Regions from separate parts of the Homo sapiens genome. Here region 2 is linked to region 1. Evidence: chromatin contacts called from ENCODE Hi-C or POLR2A ChIA-PET data. All regions are on one chromosome and are shown on one strand. The core of a region is the stretch at or near the end of the contact, and the rest is flanking DNA. Distances in the headings are between cores, read along the strand shown.

What was found. A loop is a pair of places that touch in the nucleus more often than their neighbours do. ChIA-PET counts read pairs that join two places held with the same protein, here RNA polymerase II (POLR2A). Pooled maps may share reads with other maps.
Region 2: a pooled map shows a loop between it and region 1 (5-fold over the local background). The contact joins the enhancer-like site here to the promoter of CR1L in region 1. A Hi-C loop is called at or near these places in 3 of 168 maps with a recorded cell type or tissue (B cell, CD4-positive, alpha-beta T cell and naive thymus-derived CD4-positive, alpha-beta T cell) and 5 of 50 pooled maps. POLR2A ChIA-PET finds 5 or more read pairs at or near these places in 1 of 52 experiments (Caco-2).

The regions. Positions count from the first base shown.
Region 1 is chr1:207,641,633-207,646,937 of GRCh38, reverse strand. CR1L (complement C3b/C4b receptor 1 like) reads right to left here and starts at 1,805. Exons shown (of 12, transcript NM_175710.2): 1 at 1,608-1,805. The coding sequence starts at 1,704. It overlaps CR1 (complement C3b/C4b receptor 1 (Knops blood group)), which reads right to left. Exons shown (of 47, transcript NM_000651.6): 47 at 5,173-5,305. It also overlaps the pseudogene CD46P1. RefSeq lists an enhancer at 1,696-1,775 and a silencer at 1,836-2,005.
Region 2 is chr1:207,959,880-207,965,164 of GRCh38, reverse strand. LINC02767 (long intergenic non-protein coding RNA 2767) reads right to left here. Exons shown (of 3, transcript NR_167983.1): 2 at 4,926-5,050. Among named protein-coding and RNA genes, the nearest start is that of LINC02767, 3.5 kb to the right of the region's middle. RefSeq lists enhancers at 465-994, 1,681-1,740, 1,801-1,900. Within about 2 kb of position 1,489, at least 31 of the 41 ENCODE cell types and tissues checked have a DNase peak (open chromatin) inside an H3K27ac peak, as active enhancers do; they include B cell, where a contact is called at or near this core.

The DNA of each region.
Region 1 (5,305 bases), core at 556-3,055:
TATTTGTTGAATGAATGTTCCTAAGAGAAGAAATGCAACGTACAATCTGTACATGGAATAAGATCCTAAATATAATTTGGACATAGATACACATGAAACACAATAAAGTCAGAAGGAAATATAACAAAATATTAAAAACAGTTGTCCTTTTATTTTGTTCATTTTGCACAATAAGCCTGTATTTAAGCATGTATTTTTTGGCTTTTTTTTTTTTTTTTTTTTTTTTTGAGACAGGGTCTCACACTGTCATCCAGGCTGGAGTGCAGTGGCATGATCACAGCTCACTGCAGTCTTCTCCTCCTGGGCTCAAGCGATCCTCCCACCTCAGCCTCTGGAGTAGTTGGGACCACGGGCATACACCACCATGCCCATCTAATTTTTTTATTTTTTGTAGACATGGGGTTTTGACATGTTGTCCAGGCTGATCTTGAACTCCTGGGCTTAAGCAATCACCCAACTTGGGCCTCCCAAAGTGCTGGGATCACAGGTGTGAGCAACTGGGCCTGGCCTAGCATGCATTTTTAAAAATATTGATTCCATTCAATGAAATACAAAACAGTGGGATAGGCCTTAAGCTTCAGTTTATGAGCTGTAGGGGAAAACAAGATTAACATTATCTGCCTTCCTTTGTTAGGATACTAATTTCTCACTAGGTTTGGCTACCAGTGTTTTTTAGGTTGCTTCACATCTCTCAAATATGACTCAAACTAATGAAAAGAAGGAAAACAATGTCAAAAAGCCACTAGGCAATGGAATCAGATACTGTCTATATTGGTTGGGAACAGGAAGATGACTCGATGGCCCACCCACCCCCCAAAAAAGCAGCCACTTAAAATTCAAGACCAATACGATCTCAGGCAACACGGACACTGTTCACAGAAGGCACTAAAAGCATGGTGCGCCCTTACCACCTCTCTAACCCCAGGCACTGAGAGCCTGCTCTCACTCAACATGCCCTCCCTAGCCGCAGAGTCCGCGCTCGCTCCACTCAAAGCAAACAGTGAGCTGTCTTGCCCACAGTGAACTCCGCACACAGGCCACTTGCGCACAGCACGCTCCCAGCAACACCTGGCCAGGCCCCTGCTCGCCCAGCCCAGCCCAGGCCAGCCCAGCCCATGGGGCACAGCAGACGCACTGCAACCCTTACCGCGGGTACTGTCCAAGCCCTAATGAACACCCTACTCACCAAGGCACCAAGGGAACACAGGGCAAACTCTCACCACGGGCACAGCACGGGCTCTAGCAACAATCCCACGCACCTGTGCACTCCAGAGCAAGCCCTCACCTGGGGCGCCCAGTAAGCCCTCCCCTTGCTGACTGGGCTCAATCCCGAAAACACGATTCACGCTTCTTTTGGGAACGCAGCCAGATCCTGCGTAAATGTCGGCCGCGCACACGATGCCACCAAACAAGCTTCTGCGTGGTTCCCGCATCCCCCGCCACATACCCCCGGGATCTGAGCACGGCACCCCTCGGAGAACCCTGGCCTCGCTCTCTATCCCAAGCAGGCACGACGTGCAGTGAGCTTCGCCCCGCGCCTCCTGCCCGACTGACTGAGCAGAGCTCTAGCCTCGCCGCGGACGCGCGAATCCACCCCGGGGTCCTACCGGAGAAGGAGGACAGCAGCAACACCAGGGCCGCCAGAAGCAACCCAGGAAAGCGCCGGGAAGGAAAGGGACGCTCGAGACGGACGGGAGGCGCCATGAGCGGCGCGGGAGACCCCGTGATTTATCCGGAGGTGAGCAGAGAAACCGAAAGCCAGCCGAGCAGGGAAGTCCCTTCTGAGTCCGGTTAGTGGACACAACAATCCCCAAACTCACAGTTTCCAGGGCCGCATGACAGGTGGGCGTGGCCTGGGCGCGTAGTGTGAAATTGAGTCTTAGCGCCGGGGCGGCTGGGGCCAATCGGCGGGCCGCGGGGCGGGGCCTCGGCGCGCAGGGGCAGCCCGTTGGCCTTCGAGGAGACAGGGCGTGTCCAGAGCCCTGGCAGGGGGTTATCGTGGGCTAGCACCCCTCAGGGTTAGTTTTATCCTGGGGCACTGCAGGCTGTCAGGACTGCCTGGGCCCTTACTTGGTATTTGGCATTAGTCAGGCATTATTGGGAACAATATTTGAGTTTTTCTTGCTTGAATGCCTGCTACTGAATCGTCTCGGCGCCGTCTTCTTTTCACAGTCTCAAAGGTTTGGCTTCTGCACTCCCAGCCCCTAAGATAATTTGCCCTTTGCTCCCCTCCCTGGAGAGGACCCGTCAGAATCTAAATTATTAAGCAACACCAGGCCGTTAGCATATTGAGACTCTATGGGACCCTTGCCCTTGAGCAACTAAATGTTTTATTGAAGACGAAATATACATGCATGAACAATGTAAGGACAAGGGTGTCCTAAGTGCCAAATTCCTGGAAGCAATAAATGCAGGAGGATTGGGATGGGTAGAAATTGTTAGGCGAAGTGGATAAGGGGGAGAACTTTTCTGGTGAAACAATCTCAGGAACAATGTTGGAAAATTAAGAATGAGCAGGATTGATTTGTAGGGTTCTGAGTAAGCCAGTATGACTGGTAAAAGGGGGAAAAAAAAAGGGAACATGACTGGCATTAAAAGAGCAAACAAAAAAAGTTGACATCTCTTCCCCTCAGATTGGCAAAGAATTAAAACGTCAGCCAATGTGAGTGAACATGTTGCAGGGGGACCAGCACTCTGTTTGTAACATAACTTTTCAGAATGTTAAAAGTCTTAAAGTGGAAATGACTTGTGTTAGGCTCTCAGTTCCCAGAGAAATCATCAGAGCTGTGATCAAAGATTTATAATTTTTGTAAAAAATGTAAACCCTAAGTGTCTAGCAAAAGTAATAAGGAGGCAGTTACCTTTGTGTGATGGAATTCTATGCAGCAAGTATTGCAAAAGAATACCAAATGTGAGAAACTATGATATCATTGTAAGTGGAAAAAGCAGAGTCCAAATTGGCATGTGCATTTTGGCAGTCCTTTTATTAAAACAAAAATGCTATATATATATATATATATATACATACACTAATTTGGAACACAACAAAATTAACAATGGTTAAGATTATAGATATTTCACTTTCCTTGTGCTTTTCAGTTTTCTTTTTCTATGTTGACCCTATGTTACATTTAGAATAAGGTAAAGAAAATGTATTTTAAAAATCAAATCTATGTATCAATTGTTGTTTTGTTCATAGAATTATGGGAGTAGAACTTGTATTACACAGGGTTTGTATGAGAGGATAGTGAGGAATTAGATGCTTAGTGTATAAACCTAAAATGGGTCTTATGGAATTATAGAGTTTAAATGTATTTAATACAGTTCTATAACTGAGATGTACTGAAGACTTTCTGGGTTCACCAAACCACGGAATTTCCTCTTCCCAAACATTTTCAAATTTTTGGCATAGAATACAAGACATTGAGTCTGGTGGTATATCAAATAAACATCTTAGTATCTTGGATTATAAAATTCAGACACTCTATGACAGTAATTAAAGGAGGTATAATTAAGGGGATAGTAAATAGGAAACTCAATGAGGAGAAATTATTATTCCTGTTAATGTATGGTGTGAAAGAGCAATATGACAGACATGTTCTGTGGCTCAATGCCAGCACTTATTTGTGAAAGCAGATAGTCTATTTATTTTTCTCCACATCAATAGATATTAAAAATTCTCCATTTATTTTCAGGCTTGGAAGAAAGATACCTTTTTCTCATGAGAAAAATTATTATAAAGAATAGAAGAAAAAATATGGCTAGTGTTTGATTTCCTAGTTTCAGGTGTCAGATTAGATTCAAAGATCGGTATTTTATTGAAACTTTCTTTCAATCAGTAAAATTTCCATCCCTGGGGTTAATCAAGCCATTCTTAATATACTCGAAGACTTTCACATTAAATTTATAAAACTAATTTTTATTTGAGTTAACTGAAGCTTCATTTGAATGGTTCTGAGCCTTGTTTCCTATTTTTTGGGATAAGTTCCATAAGTCAGGGTTAGAGCTTTCTTATAATATCTCCAGTGCCAAAATCTGTAGTAAGTGTACAATGAATAGCTGGTAAATATTGGATGAAATAAATGGTTCTTGTGGTCAAGTGCATTTAACATATCTCTGCCAGTTCTCCTCCAGCATGAATTTATTAAATGTCCAGAAATTTCTGAGAGATTTTGATTTAAATAATTTTAGACCCTAGGAAACAAATCGAGATCGGTCTGTAAAATGGATGAGCTACAACTGTCTGCACAGCAAACTTTCCTAAATCAGGTGTTGCAAGCTTACTTGTGAAGTGGAGCTGTGGTCTATCCCTTAGCCTTGAGGTCATTTTAGTGACTGAGTTCAATGTCGACAATGAACTTCCTGAGGCCTTAACGGGTAGAACTTGAAGCCAAAGCTTTGAATGAAGTTGATTTAGGAAATTAATGTTTCCTCCAATTCCCCCTAAAGATTTTGTCAAACTGCCAAAGAGAAGAAAAGGAGAGAATGAGGATATCTGTGTTTGTGGACCCGGTTTAGAACTATGGGATCTCCTTTAAGGGGCTTATGAAGGGCAGTATGGGTGGAGGCTGGTGTGCAGGGATGTCATTAAACTGTGGCCAACTCTTTTAAAATTTGATGTTAGGGCTGGGCGCGGTGGCTCATGCCTGTAATCCCAGCACTTTGGGAGGCCGAGGTGGGCAGATCACGAGGTCAGGAGATCTAGACCATCCTGGCCAACATGGTGAAACCCCGTCTGTACTAAAATACAAAAAATTAGCTGGGCGTGGTGGCGCACACCTGTAGTCCCAGCTACTCAGGAGGCTGAGGCAGGGGAATTGCTTGAACCTGGGAGGCGGAGGTTGCAGTGAGTCAAGATTGCGCCACTGCACTCCAGCCTGGTGACAGAGCAAGACTTTATCTCAAAAAAAAAAAAAAAAAAAAAAAAGAACCATGTTAGATGGTTCTTTGCCTCCTAATTAGTATACTGTATTTACATTATGCTTTTCAGGAGCAAGTGGAGCAGCATGAATGGGCCTCTATTTACACCTGCTAAGCACCTGCCAGCCAACTGACCTTTATGTTTAGCTGTGTCTGATTTTCTTTCCTGTTACTATCAAGAGCATGTCTGTGGCATTACACATCAACACAGGGATTATGAAAACAATCAGGTACAGAACTATATTCCATAAGTAGATTTGCAAAATAAAGTATTTTATTCCTTTCTCATTACAATGGTAGAGACAGAAAATTTCATTAAAGCATCATAAACTTCATAGTACACACTTAAGTGTGCCAAAAAAGCAAACAAAACAAAGAATGTTAG
Region 2 (5,285 bases), core at 240-2,739, 320 kb before region 1:
CCAGCTAAGTTACCAGCTGGCTGAGTGACCTGGGCCAGTCACTTCTCTCTGGATCTCAATTTGCCCCCTGTGTGGCAGGAGCATTGTGCCAGATCTACGATAGAATCAATCACCTAGTCTAGACATTTCTTGAAGAACATGGGACATTGTGTCACCCTACCAAATCCATGCTGTGAGCCTTCCAGATCCATGTTCTGTCCCCGACTTCTTCCTCCACAGTCATGAGGTGCTTTGACAATCTATACAGATGCAATGTGACGGGGTCACACAGAAAAATCCCAGGGGCCTGCAGCCAGAGGGAATGTGTGGAGGCTACGGAAAGGAATATCCTTGAACGGAATGCATGACTTCTGCAAGAGTCATAGCTTCATTTCTGCACTTGCTCTCCTCTCACCAATAATCCAGGCACAGAAACCCTCCCCCGCCCTCCTCCCTCGGGGGCACAGGATAATGTTGATGGATGGGATGGAGTCTGGAGCTGAGAGGGCATGGAAAAGAGGGGAGCCCTCCTTAGCAGACCGTCTTGGGGCACACAGGTGGAATGATCGAGTAGCCAACATGCACTTCAGCAAGGGCAGAGTGATGTTTTTCATGACTAATCTTCAAACCCCGGACGAGAGGAAACACATTCCAAAGCGACTGCTTGAGACAAGAACAGGGTGGGACGCAAAAAGTTAACTGAGAATCAGGAGATAGGAGAAGACTCAGCCACACCCAGCCAGTGAAGATGAATTTAAAGAGAACTCTATGTAGTGCGGCTCCCTGGGTGGAACAGAACATATGATTCTCGTGCCAGAGTGTGGGTTCACCCCTCTCGCCTAAACCTTCCGTTGTGAGGTGTGCCCTTCAGACAGTTATGCTTGGGTGGGCCCCGAGCAACCCCGCCACCCTCCACTCTCACCGCCCCCGCACGCTTGCAGAAAGCCAGCCTTTCTGGAATGGTGACTCGTCGGGGTGTACGATGTCTTCGTGGGGTGGGCAGAAGGGATGGTATTCCCTGTTTGCAGCCCCTGGGGTGGCAGGCGTATGTTGGGCCTAGCTGGCTCCTATTTCTGAGTCTTGACACCTCCCCCGCTGCCTGCCTCCTCCTCCTCCTCCCTCTCCCCTGGGCCGCCGAGCTGTTTGGCCCGCGGTGCCCCGCTCAAAGTCAGGGCCAAGGCCAGGGGAGGGGGCAGGCGGTGGTTCCCAGCACTGCCCTCACCTGATATTTACTTTCCAGGCTGTTGACTCCCAAACAATACAGTGCACGCCGATTTGCAGGGTACCTTCCGTCTACTTTCCCAGTAAACCACTCCCACCAAGCAAACACGCAGGGTTCCCCTGGCCCGCGCGGACCTGGAAAAACACAGCGCTTGGCTGGTCTCCCTGGCTGGCCGGACCCGCCGCCTTCCGGCCAGCGCACCTCCGCTGCGTGGAAGCGGCCGTGCCATGGCGCCTTGCGGCCACGAGAGGGCAGCCGCGGGCCGCAGAAACACCACCGCGCCCGGCTTCCCGAGCCTGCGCCTGCGCAGACCCGAGGCCGACCCGAGGCGGTCGCTGGCCAAGCGCCCGGCCAGCGCTTCCGGCTGCCGAGGCTGCAGCCTTCAGTGAGCTGTGGCTCTGCCGCCCCGGGAGGGAACAAATGGCGGATTTCAGGCCTCCGGGCCATGCAGCCTCCCTCTGAGGCCCCAAAGGCGCGATAGAGGCGGTGAGATGCGGCTGGAGCTGGGAACGAATTCCCCGGCCGGCTGGGAGGCCGCCCAGCCCGGTGCGCTGACCGCACTCGCCTTGCTTTCACCCCTCGGGTCGCCTCTCGCACCTCGCAGCCGAAAGCCCCTCCGCTGGGTCACGTTTCTCCATCCCGCTGCAGCCTGAGCAAGGTCGCCTTCATCCTTTACAGACAGAAGTTCCTCTACCCGGAGGCCCGGAGCCTGGGAGAGGGCCACTGGGAACGTCGCATTTGCAGAGCCCCAGTAACCGGGCTGTGGACCGTCTTCTTACTGCTTGAAGTTTCAGGCTCAGAGCAGGAAACGATTCCAGAGCTCAGCCAGGCACCGATGAGAAGAAAAACAGAAGCAGCACATTGCCCAGGGCCATGGAGCTTGCCAGTGAAGAGCAAACCAGGCCACGTAGGGCCGCTGCTTGGGACCCTGTCCTGGCACCCCCAGCTCTTGGAGAAAGTCAGCGCTCCCAAGGCCTCCAGGCCCGCCAGCATCGTCTGGCCCTGACTGCTCTCCACCATACCCCACTCTCCACTGCAGCTCTTCCCCATGTCCCGGCTGTGCACATCCGGCTCCATGATCCCAGCCGCGCCCAGCTTCACTCTCTGCCCAGCAAACTCTTGCTTGTCTTCTAGGTGTTGGCTTAGAAAACATTCTCCCTGCAAAGTTTTCTAGGCGTTCCCCGCACCTCTCACACAACCCTATGCAACACTGTATTCCAGGGTAGCCCACACAGAACCTCACCTGCTTGTTCACTTATCTGACCCAGAATACGAAAGGCCCACACTAGGTCTTAATTAATATGTCCCCTACATCCCAGCTGCCCCATCCAAGTCCCCAATTTCTGGGCCCATGTACTTTTTACCGTGTTGCCCACTGGCCCTTTCACTATTGTAACTAAAATAAGCAGATTTATGGCCTAGAAGACTCTATGCTTCTACGTCAGAACAAGAGCCTGCTCTTTTCTAATTCCTGGGAGAATATTATGACAATTCTTGCTTCTGAAGCCTGGAGAATAATTTCCAACATGACAGTCTCCCTACTTCTGTGGTCCGGAGGGTACTTTCTAACTTGAGTTATTCTCATTATTCCACTCAAGAGAAGTAACTGCAAAACAGGTGTTAAACCATGCAGTAGGATTTACAGAGGTTGAGGGACTCCATGAGTCCACTTGAACCAGAGCAGCACGATTTTTATTTTTTAGGTAGGAATTTCTTTTGGGGGGAAAATAAGGAGCCAAGAATTCTATTAATGCTTTAAAAATGTTTTAAGTGGGAGGAGGGTGAAGGGACAAGCAACTCTACTTTCTGCTCAATATTGCTGTGAACTAAAATTTTTCTAAAAAATACAGTTGATTGATTTATTTAAAAAATGTTTTAGATGTCACTACACTAAAGGATTATAAAGTAGAGCAGCTGAAGAGCTGTGGACAATTGTTAACAACTAATCATTTCCAAAGGCTGTACCTACATTCCCAGTGAAGCACATATCATAACTTCTCAACCTAGGGAGCCTTTCCCTTCCCTTTTATGTGGAGTCTATTTATTGTCACCCATTGTTTCTTCTTCCCTGACACCAGGGAGTCTGATTTTTTATGGGTGTAGTTAGGAACTGAAAGTTTGTTTCTTTGTTTTTTTTGGTTTTTTTTTTCAGAATTTGTTACATTTATAGAAAAAGTTGCTATGTTACTTATTTGAAGAAGAGTTGAAGCTTTTATATTTCTCTTTTAAAAATGTTTTGTTTGAGGCCCTAGGGTTTTTGTTTTTTGATAAATGCTCCCTCCGACTCAAAGATGTCCAGGTGTTAATCCCTGGAACCTGTGAAACGGCTACCTTACAAGGCAAAAGGAACTTTAAAGATATAATTATATTAAGATTCTTGAGATGGGGAGAAAACAGTGTTAGGGAAAGAAGGAGATGTGTCCACAGAAGCAGAGGTGGCAGTGATTCAATGTGAGAAAGACTCGGCTGGTCACTGATAGCTTTGAAGATGGAGAAGGGGCCGCAGACCAAGGAATGCAGGTGGCCTCGAAAACCTGGAGAAGTCAAGGAAACAGTCTCCCCCAGAGCCTCCAGAAGGAACAGTCCTGCTGACACCTTGATTTTAGCCCAGTGAGACACATTTTGGACTTCTTACATCCAGAACTGTAAGATAACAAACGTGTGTTGTTTTAAGCCACTACGTGTGTGGTTATCAATCACAGCAGCAATAGGGAACTAATACAAACACACTCCAAAGGAAAAAAAATCCTGCCATAGATCACGCAGGTGGTAAGAAGGAAGCTAATTGTAGAGGGGAGACAGATTGGCTAGAGCCATTGTGGAGAGGAGTTCTTGCAATAGTAGTAGAGGTCACCCAGATAGACCTGTATATATTCTTTGTTATTACAAAATCAGTATGAGTTGGCACCACGCGGGCATATTGGTGGAGCATTTGCATGCCCTGTTTTATATTTTAACTGTATGGCCATTCATATTTCCCCTGCTAGCCTGAAAGTTTCCAAGATGGCATTCATCTTTGTATTCCTGTTGCCTGCAATGGCTTCTATGAATAATACCATCTTATGTTTATGAGGCACTTCACACTTCCCAGAGCACTGTGTGGCCATTATCCATTTTGAGTCTTACCGCAACTCTTGTGGGGTCAGGCAAGACTGGTGGTGGCATTATCAATAGATTCCATTTTACAAAAGACTGGCACCCAAATTTCTCTGACACCCAGGCCCTCCTCTCCCCAAGAGTCCACTCATTTTCTCTGCAAAGTGAATTCTAAACACAGATGAGAAAGTTGAGGCACTGCTGGCGTCCTAAGAGCTCAAACTGGGCCCCAGGGTTCTCGAGTTACTGTACAGACCTTCTTGGTCTTCTTCCCACTCTGAGCACAGGAGAAAATCCTCTTGTGCAACTGGTAGTGGAGGAGAAATGCCACAACAGTGACACCACCTTGTCTCTCAAGGACATTGAGCAGTGTGGGGTAGAAATGAGGATGGGAAGGGTCCAGGTGGGGGTGGTGTGCAAGGCTGACCCAGGGGTCCCCAGTCCCAGACCCTACCTCTTGCACTCTGACCCGCCTAGGGAAGCGTGGCTGAGGAGGTAGGGAGAAAGAAAGGTCATGCTTTCAGCCTGGACTTCAGGACGTGGCCTGAGGACAGGTCAGAAGAGAATGGTATCCGTCACCATCTTACAGTTTTAAAATTCTTTGTATGGCGTCAATGTTCTCACTTACCGAGAAAGTACAGTCTCTGGAGTTAGAGACAGGTTCAAGTCATAGGTCTCCACTTACCAGTGGTGTAACCCTGGCAAGTCACTTTCCTTGGGTGAGATCCCATTTCTCCATCAGCAGAATATGGCCTGTAAAATCGTTGGAAAGATAAAAATAACATACGTAAAGTACATGGAAAATAATAAGCACTCAAATGGTAGCTATAGTTATTTATAACCAAGAAAACAGGGGGAGTGGATTTCTCCAGGTTGGACAGCTGATAATTGGTGGAACCAAAATTCCAAACTACTCCCCAGAAGCTTCAGTTCCTTATCCCAAGGCCCCTCTGCTCCCCGGAAACTAAGTCTCATACTTCTGTAGCCA